2 separate regions of the Homo sapiens genome follow, and region 2 is linked to region 1. The links are chromatin contacts, found by Hi-C or POLR2A ChIA-PET in ENCODE. All regions are on one chromosome and are shown on one strand. Each heading gives the region's core, a stretch centred on a gene start or an enhancer-like site at or near the end of the contact. The rest is flanking DNA. Distances are from core to core; before and after follow the strand shown. Region 1 overlaps ASH1L (ASH1 like histone lysine methyltransferase). Region 2 holds the start of MTX1 (metaxin 1).

Region 1 (4,630 bases), core at 1,368-3,867:
ACTGTCTGGAGCTTAAAAGTCTTAAGTAGTATAATAAATTACACAGGGAAAGAATCTAGAGTAGGAGCCAGGTGCAGTGGCACATGCCTATGGTCCCTATTACTTGGGAAGCTGAGGTGGGAGGATCCCTTGAGCACAGGAGTTGGAGGCTGCAGTAAGCTATTATTATGCCACTGTACCCCAGGCCAGATGATAGAGCCGTCTTTATTAAAAAAAAAAAAAAAAAAAAAAGGCTGGGTACAGTGGTTCACACCTGTAATCCCAGCACTTTGGAAGGCCGAGGCGGGCAGATCACGAGGTCAGGAGTTCAATATAGTGAAACCTTGTCTCTACTGAAAATATAAAAAATTAGCCGGATGTGGTGGTGCGTTCCTGTAGTCCCGGCTACTCGGGAGGCTGAGGCAGGAGACTCGCTTGAACCCAGAAGGCAGAGGTTGCAGTGAGCCGAGATTGCGCCATTGCATTCCAGCCTGGGTGACAGAGTGAGACTCCATCTCAAAAACAAACAAACAAACAAACAAACAAAAAAACGCCAGGTGCCATAGCTCATGCCTGTAATCCCAGCACTTTGGGAGGCTGAGGTGGACAGATCACTTGAGGTCAGACGTTCAAGACCAACCTGGCCAAAATGGTGAAACCCCATCTCCAAAATGCAAAATATAAGTACTAAAGATACAAAAATTAGCCTGGCCTGGTGATGCGCACCTGTAGTCCCAGCCACTTTGGAGGCTGAGACAGGAGACTCACTTGAACCCAGGATGCAGAGGTTGCAGTGAGCCAAGATGGTGCCACAGCACTCCAGCCTGGGTGACAGAGTGAGACTCCATCTCCAAAAATAAAAATAAAAAATAAATAAAAATTAAAAAATTTAAAAAATGCCAAAATATTTTAGAGAAAGAAAAGACTGACTGAACCTAAGGAATTCCAACATCTGGAAGTCTGGTAGGCCAAATCAGATCAGCAGATAAGACTCAGGAGTGGCTTCCAGAGAGGTGGCAGGAATGTGTACTATCACAGTAACCTGTAGTAGTTTGTGTCTTGTGTTCATTTTCTTAGTACTGCCTTTTTGAAGGACAGAAGTTTATAGTTTTGGTGAAGTTCAGTTTACCAGCTTTTTTTAAAAAAAAAAAATCATGCTGTCATATCTAAGAAATTTTGCCTAACCCAAAGTCACAAAGATTTCCTTCTACATTTTCTTTTAGGAATTTTATAGTTCGTTTTCGAATTTAGATTTGTGATCCACTTGAGTTAATTTTTGTGTATGATGTGAGGTAAGGGTCTGAGTTCTTTTCTTGCAGATGGATATCCTGTAGTAGATTTGGAGTGAGAAGATTACATTCAATCCAAGTTCTTCTATTTACTAATTTTACAGTCTTAGAGTTAATCACGTTTCGAAGCCTGTTTGCCCATCTATAAAATGTGATTAGTTAAATCTAATAAGATTATTGTCAGAATGAAACAAATGAGACAATAAGTGAAACCACTTTGGCATAGTGTATGGCGCCTAGTAGGACTAAGATAGATAAATGTTAGTGGAGTTTGAAAAACACTCCCAGGATACCCAAATACTCTTCTTGTTTGTTTCTTTAAATTCGTTTCAGTGAGTGAATAATGCCCAAGCTTTTGGTTTTCAGATATAATCATTGTAATATTTAATCCCTTGAAATTACCTCTTAATCTTAAAGTCTATCAGCTTTAAACTCTAGGCAGCAAATGCACTGCAGGCATGTTTTAGGGAGTTTTGACTTCTTTGGGTTTGTTTGATAACATTTGATAAATAATTGCCTTTCTGTGTTGAATTTCTTTCTTTTTTCCCTTTTTTTTTTTTTGAGACAGAGTCTTGCTCTGTCGCCAGGCTGGAGTGCAGTGGTGTGACCTCGGCTCTCTGCAAGCCTCGCCTCCAGGGTTCACACCATTCTCCTGTCTCAGCCTCCCAAGTAGCTGGGACTACAGGCACTCGCCACCACGCCCGGCTAATTTTTTTTTGTATTTTTGGTAGAGACGAGGTTTCACCATGTTAGCCAGGATGGTCTCGATCTCCTGACCTTGTGATCTGCCCATTTCAGCCTCCCAAAGTGCTGGGATTACAGGCATGAGCCACTGCGCCTGGCCTCTTTCTTTTTTCTTTTAACTTTTTTTAGAGACTGGTTCTCACTCTGTCACCCAGGCTGGAGTGCAGTGGCATGATCATAGCTCACTGCAGCCTTGAACTTCTGGGCTTGAGCAGTCATCCTGGATTAGCCTCCCTCATTATGTAGAAGTATTAAAAGCATGGGTTCTACTTTTGACAGACATAGCGTATTCATATATGGGAGCTGTTGAGTAGTGAGAAATGACTGCATATGTTTTGAAGGTAAAGCTGACAGATTTTGCTGACAGACTGCGTGTGTAGGATTTGAGATAAAGGAAGGAGTCAAGGATGATAACAAGTTATTAGGCCAAAAATTTGTCATCTCAATTCAGTAGCAGATGATCTTTTCAAGGCCTGAGTCAGATCATGTCATTTCTTAAAACCATTTTGATGGCTTCCTGTCTCAAAGTAAAAGCTAAAGTCTTTATAAGTCTGCAAGGCCCTCTGTATAAGTCCTGCATGCCCTCTCAGTCTGCGTACTCATTCAGTTCCAGGAAGCCGGGTTGGGCAAAGGTCTCCATTCTATTTCTGAAACACAACAAAAATACTTCCACCTCAAGACCTTCGCACTTACTTTTTGGCTTGACTAGAACCTCCATTTCCTGGGTATGTGATTACTTAGCTAGTTTGATATATCCTAAGAAATATGATGGTTATCTGTGGAAATTTTAAAGAGTCTGAAGCCCAGCACAAATTTAAATGAATAATGTGCTATAAATTTTTTTCTTTTTTTTTTTTTTCTTGAGATGGAGTTTTGCTCTTGTTGCCCAGGCTGGCGTGCAATGGCACGATCTCGGCTCACTGCAATCTCTGCCTCCCAGGTTCAAGAGATTCTCCTGCCTCAGCGTCCTGAGTAGCTGGGATTACAGGCATGCGCCACCACGCCTGGCTAATTTTGTATTTTTATTAGAGACAGTGTTTTTCCATGTTGGTCAGGCTGGTCTCAAACTCCCAACCCAACCTCGGGTGATCTGCCTGCCTCAACCTCCCAAGTGCTGGGATTACAGGTGTGAGCCACCATGCCTGGCCTAATGTGCTATACATTTTTAAATAAAATCTTGTGTCGCTAATTTATACTTTTTTTTTTTTTTTTTAAGAGATGGGGTCTTGCCCTGTTGCCAAGGCTGAAATGCAGTGATATTTTCTTAGCTTACTGAGGCCTCAAGTTCCTGAGTTCAAGCAGTCCTATTGCCTTGGCCTCCCAAAGTGTTGGGATTACAGGCGTGAACCACCACACCCAGCCTATAACTGGTTTTTAATGTTAAGAAATAATGTTGTAATGTTTAGAAATAAAAAGTCTCTAGCCATGTTTAATAAAGATCACAAAGGAAAACAAAAATTCCTTGTAGATGAGCAGGCATGGTGGCTTGCCCCCTGTTAGCTGCGCGGGAGGCTGAGGTGAGAGAATCATTTGAGCTCCAGAGTTTGAGGCTGCAGTGAGCTAAGAAGATGCCACTGCATTCCAGCCTTGGCAACAGAGCAAAACCCAGTCTTAAAAAAAAAAAAAATCCTCAGATAAGACAAGTTAGATTTTACTTTTTTTTTTTTTTTTTAAATGGAGTTTTACTATTGTTGCCCAGGCTGGAGTGCAATGGCACGATCTTGGCTCACCACAACCTCTGCCTTCTGGGTTCAAGCGATTCTCCTGCCTCAGCCTCCCGAGTAGTTGGGATTACAGGCGTGTGCCACCATGTCCCGCTAATTTTTGTATTTTTAGTAGAGAAAAGAGTTTCACTGTGTTGGCTAGGCTGGTCTTGCTCCTGACCTCAGGTGATCCACCCGCCTTGGCCTGCCAAAGTGCTGAGGTTATGGGCATGAGCCACCGCACCTGGCCAGATTTTACTTGTTTTAAGCTAACAATCTACCTGCATTGTTTAATCTATAACATGGCAATTTTAAATAGGTTTACTTATCTAAAAAGAAAAAGAATTGTTCTTCATTGTTCTTCCAGGCTAAAAATCTTATAAAATTCCGTTAACTTTTTCATTTGTATGTTGTTACACTGCCTCCCTCTGTATATAGCATATACATATATTTTCAGCTCTCTCTTTGACTTTCCACTTAAATGTTTCACAGGTACCTAAAATTTAATGTACTTATTACTGAACCCTTTGATCTTCCCTTTCTGTCTCATCCTGGCATACTTCTAGAATATTGGCCCCACAAAGCAAGGGTTTTTGTCTATATTTTGTACTATTGTATCTCCAGTTCTTGATATATAACTTGGTAAATATTTGTTGAATGAGTCTCCAAATGGTACCACCATACCATTTACCATTTGGTCAAGTCTTCAGTTTTTTCCACCCTCATCCTCTCACATTATATTGACAAATATCTAACATGTCTCTTAAATCCACCCGTTTTTCTCTATTTCCATTGTTACCATCCTAATCTAGTATGCTGATATGACTGGTATTCCAGAACCAACTTTTGCTGTCTTTGGAATAATCTTCCTTCCTCAGCAAACAGATGTTTCTCAAAATGTAGGCTTGTATCTTG
Region 2 (4,470 bases), core at 1,650-4,149, 330 kb after region 1:
ACCACATACACATTCCACCCATACCCCCAGGTCTCAGCCTGCCCTACCTTCCCAGGCTCCAGTCCCTGTTCCTCAGCATCCCCCTCCACATCCTGAGTAAGCTTTGTCCCCAGATAACCTCTTCAGCATGATCCTTAAATCTCCCTAAGCCTCAGTTTCTCCCCTGTGGAATGGGGGTAAGAATCTCTTTCTCTGAATGCCCCTGTGTTAGGAAATAATTTAGAATACTTTGGAAACTGGAAAAGCTCTGTTCACACCTAAGCAATCAGGGCAGTGGCCTCGGCTCTGCCAGGAACTTTGGCTTTTATCTGGATCCTCTCTTTCCAGGCCTCTCAATTAATTCCCCAGGTCCTCAACCTTTGGGAAGTTAGAAATGAGGAAGAGTGTCCTACTTCTGACACTGTTCCCTCTTGGAACCTGACCGTCAATGCTAGAAGAACCCTTGGAAAACATGCTGGCCCAGCCCTCTAGTTTTACAAATAAGGGAGTGCACAGCCCTGAGAGGTTACATGGCCTGCCCGAGATCACATAGTCAATGGCAGAGTAAAGAGCATAGCCTAGGCCTCCCCACTCCTCTAGTAATGCTCTTTCATCTTCTCCAACCTGGCTCTAAGCCTTGTCCATCCTGAGCCCCATATCTAGCCCAACCTAGTCCCTGAAAACAGGAAGTGGCCCTTAGAAATCTCTCTCCAGTCCCACCATCAGAGGCCAACTGCTGTCTTCCACTCTCCTTCAGCCTGTGCTCCTCTCCCTCCCTGCCTCACAGTGCCCTAAGTTTCATCTCTTGCCGACTGCTTTAATACATCACAGTGACATTGTGTGTGTCTCTGCCACAAGACTGTTGCTCCTTGATGCTCTGGGTCACCTGCATCTAGCATGGCATATATCTGGTGCTCAATAAATGTGTATTGTATAGAATTGACTGAACTTCTCTCACTGGCAGCCCCCTCTATCCAAGTCACCTACCTCTTTTCGAAGGTGGGTGATGATCTTGTGTGGAACTGAGATGACCTCTCCATGACTGGTCCGAAGGGCAGGCAGAGTTCCTGATATTGAGAGGGAAGTATACCAACCAGACCCTTAGCTGCCTAGTCATACATAGTTGCAACACATTCCTGCCTATTTCTTGCTTCTCCCCTTGTACACACCCTTCCTTACCCCCAAGGGATACTGGGTACCTGAAGGGCTCTGCCAGGGGTTGCTGATCTTGTGTACCTTCAGTGGAGCACCAGTAAATCTGGCATAGGTCTGCAGGGAAGGAAGCAGAAGTCAGAGAGGCAGAGCCATGTCCCCCACAGTGGTATCAAGAAGAGAAATAACATTTATTGAATACCTTATGTGCCATTCCCTATACTTAGTATCTTAGTCTCGAAAAAAAAGGGGGAGTCACTACCATTTCTATTTTACAAATGGACAACACAGGGCTCAGAGAGATTCCGGACATGTCTGTGATTACAGGACAGCCAGGAAAATCCTTTCCTCTATCTCCTCTCTTGCCATCTACCTGGTGAACATCTATCCTCAGAAGCTTTTCCTAACCAGTATCCCTCTTCTTGGAAGCACTGATAATGCCCTTCTCTTTGGCAGTATCTGTGGTCTGTTCCTACTTTAACTTATATGTGAATATTTTATTATATTTATTTGCTTACCTATCTGCCTTTCTGTAAACTCGAAGGGAGGAACCAAATTTTATTCATCTTTGCCTGGCAATGTTTAATATTTGGAAGAAATCTAATAGATCCTCTTTAAAGCAAGGAGTCAATGAATAAATGAAGCAAAGGAAGTCTGATTGCTAAGCTCTTTATACAAAGCCTGGCTGTGAGTCGTTTGGTCTAACAAACAATAGCCTCAGTAAATGCTGTTAAGTGAGGAGGAAGAGGAGAAGGGGGCTGAGGAGAAGGCAGGAATTCCAAGCTAGAGTAGGTCCCTGAGACAGTCCAGCCTAGTAAACCTCCGAATGGAGAAAAAAAATGCCCAAAGAGAAAGGATCTCCGCAAGGTCACACAGCCAGTGAATGGATGAGCAAGGACTAGAACCCATCACCTGAACTCCCAACCAGGCGTCTTTTCATTGCTGCATTAAGCCTAGAAAACTACAGCATAGGGCACTGAGGCCATATCGGCCACGTACGCTCTTTGACTGCCTCAGTTTCCCCCACTGCGCCCGTGCTGAGTAGCCCTGGCAAGGTTTGGATGCTTGGCTAGTTCGGCCCCCTCCCCAGTCATCAGGGCACAGCAGAGGGCGCCGGCGCCACCCCTCACCAGCACGGCCAGGCTGTCCAGGTCCACTGACGGCAGCCCCCAGCCCCCTGACCAGCAGAACAGCTCCATGGGCGCCGCCATCTTGCCCACCCTCTGTCCCGGAAACACTTCCTTGTGTGCTTCTGCCCTCCCCTGCCTGGGCCCGCCCCCCGCCACCGCCCCTCCGATCGTTGCGGTCAGGGGGCCTGGGGAGATCCCCGGGGAGGCGAGGCTTCTTCTGGCCCGACTGGCAGCTGAACTGCGGGGGACTGGGCCGCGGGCCTCGGGGGAGGGCGGCCGCCGGCCCATCCAGAGGTGGCCCACGTAGCGGGACAGCGCTGTCGGCCCGGCGCGCCTCGGAGAGTCACGGCGCCTCGTCCAAGTGGAGCCCCGAACCCCTGAAGGCGCGGCAGGCTCTGGAGAGCGGGGTCTTGTGCGCCTGGGCCAGGTCTGGGGGCTCTTGCCAAACTGCACGTGGCCTGTACTGCTCCAGGGCCCCTTGGGGCTCGTCCCCGAGCGGGGACTGCGGGGGGGTCCCCCGAGCAGCATGTTTTCCACAGCGCGTTATGTTTGGAGCGGGCCCTGCGCCGCCTGTCGCCATGGAAACAAAACAGGGGCGGTGGCGGCGGCCGGAGCGGAGGCCGGGCTGGGGCTTGGGTGGGGGAGGGGAAGAGAGGCTCGCAGGCTGTCGCTTAGGTGACGGGAACTCAGGCGCCCCTCTGCTTCATCCGGGTCACGGCCCGTCCGCTAGTACCCACAGTGTTCCACAGTCTGGTCCTTGGCTCCTCGCCTGTACCCCTGGTCTTCTGCGCCTGTCCCTGGTGTCCCTTTCCTCTTTTTTGGTTTCTTCACTCTGACCTCACTGACCACTGCTTTAGATTCTCCCTTCAGTTCCCGTCAGACGCTTCCAGACTCCCAAGCTTTCCTACGAATGAGGGAAAATGGAGAAACAGGCACTTGTCAGGGGACCCCCCACCCTAATAAAGAGCACTTGCTCCGCCAGAACAGCAAAATTCATGCCATGTGGGCATCCCTGGGCACTATAGCAAGCTAGTTGCGGCCACTCCCTTGGCATCCTTTCCTGCCAGCTGTGGAATAATGCCCACTGTCTAGCACTGCCCCTGCCAGGGGTTCTTGCCTTCCACAATCGTGGCTTCCAGAAAACAGTGGCATTCGGTAGCGCTGTGTGCCGAGACCCCCAACAATGATGACTGCGGAGAGGGAGGCACCTGGGGGAGGATCATTAGGGAGAGGTAGAAAGCAGGGAGGCCTCCAGGATTCTTTCCCAGTGCCCCTGGTTCCCAGAGCTGATGATGCCTCCAGGGTGATTGGCAGCTCTTTGTTTCAGCCCCCCCTCACCCGCCTGCTGGCCCCCCCTCCAATTCTGTCCCTCCGCCCCCCGGCTCCTGCTCTCTCCGCCTAGCCTTTTCCCCTCCCAGCTGCCTGCCTGCCAGGGGTAGTGAGCCGGCTGAGAGGCATGGAGACGCAGGAACTTCGGGGGGCCCTGGCTCTTCTCCTCCTTTGCTTTTTCACATCTGCCAGTCAGGATCTGCAGGGTAAGCCTGTCTCCATCCTCTTAGACCGCTCTCTGCTTCTTCCCCATTTGCCCTCAGCCCAAGTAGCAGAGAACATGTGGGCAAGGGGAGAGGGGAAGAGTCCAGAAATTGAGCCAGAGGAAAACTTAAGACTGCCTAGAGTTGGTGAAATTATGGCCTGGTGGAGAGGAGTGGGCACCGGAGAGTAGTGGGGGAGCTGGAACAGGACAGGGTCAGGCATGAGGCCAGGGCAGAGGACTCAGGAACTGGATGCTCAGGCTGCCTGGCTGGGGTGGTTCCTGAGCATCTGTAGGCACCCTAGGGTCTGGGAGAGCAGCCTGAAGGTGGGCGTACTGTAGGTCCCTGGGCTTCGTCCCCCTGGGCTCCTGGCTGCCCAAGGACAGGGCGGGGGTGGGGACCAAGAAGCCTGGGCTCTCCCGGAGGTCTGGTGGTGGGATGGGCCGATGGATGTGGGAGAGGTAGCTGGAGCAGATGACACAGGCATAGATTCTTTACTGGCTGGAGGGAAAACCACAGATTGGCCAGGACACAGGAGGCAGAGGAGCTGGGTCCTACATTCCCGTGGGAGATAGCCCAGATGGTGGGAGGGTTAGAGTCCTCAGTGGGCAGCTGTTCTTATCCAGAGCGAGTGTGCTGCGCCCCTAGGATGGGAGGAGGGGAACTAGGGTGTGGAA

Evidence for each region. A loop is a pair of places that touch in the nucleus more often than their neighbours do. ChIA-PET counts read pairs that join two places held with the same protein, here RNA polymerase II (POLR2A). Pooled maps may share reads with other maps.
Region 2: a pooled map shows a loop between it and region 1 (3-fold over the local background). The contact joins the promoter of MTX1 here to the enhancer-like site in region 1. A Hi-C loop is called at or near these places in 3 of 50 pooled maps. POLR2A ChIA-PET finds 5 or more read pairs at or near these places in 4 of 52 experiments (CD8-positive, alpha-beta T cell, activated B cell, activated naive CD8-positive, alpha-beta T cell and 1 more).

The regions. Positions count from the first base shown.
Region 1 is chr1:155,534,243-155,538,872 of GRCh38, reverse strand. All of the region lies in intron 1 of ASH1L (ASH1 like histone lysine methyltransferase), which reads left to right. Among named protein-coding and RNA genes, the nearest start is that of ASH1L-AS1, 25 kb to the left of the region's middle. Within about 2 kb of position 2,617, at least 9 of the 41 ENCODE cell types and tissues checked have a DNase peak (open chromatin) inside an H3K27ac peak, as active enhancers do; they include CD8-positive, alpha-beta T cell, where a contact is called at or near this core.
Region 2 is chr1:155,207,124-155,211,593 of GRCh38, reverse strand. It overlaps MTX1 (metaxin 1), which reads right to left and starts at 2,899. Exons shown (of 8, transcript NM_002455.5): 1 at 2,262-2,899; 2 at 1,179-1,248; 3 at 967-1,046. The coding sequence starts at 2,789. It overlaps THBS3 (thrombospondin 3), which reads left to right and starts at 3,697. Exons shown (of 23, transcript NM_007112.5): 1 at 3,697-3,796. The coding sequence starts at 3,718. RefSeq lists a silencer at 2,350-2,549 and an enhancer at 3,913-4,470.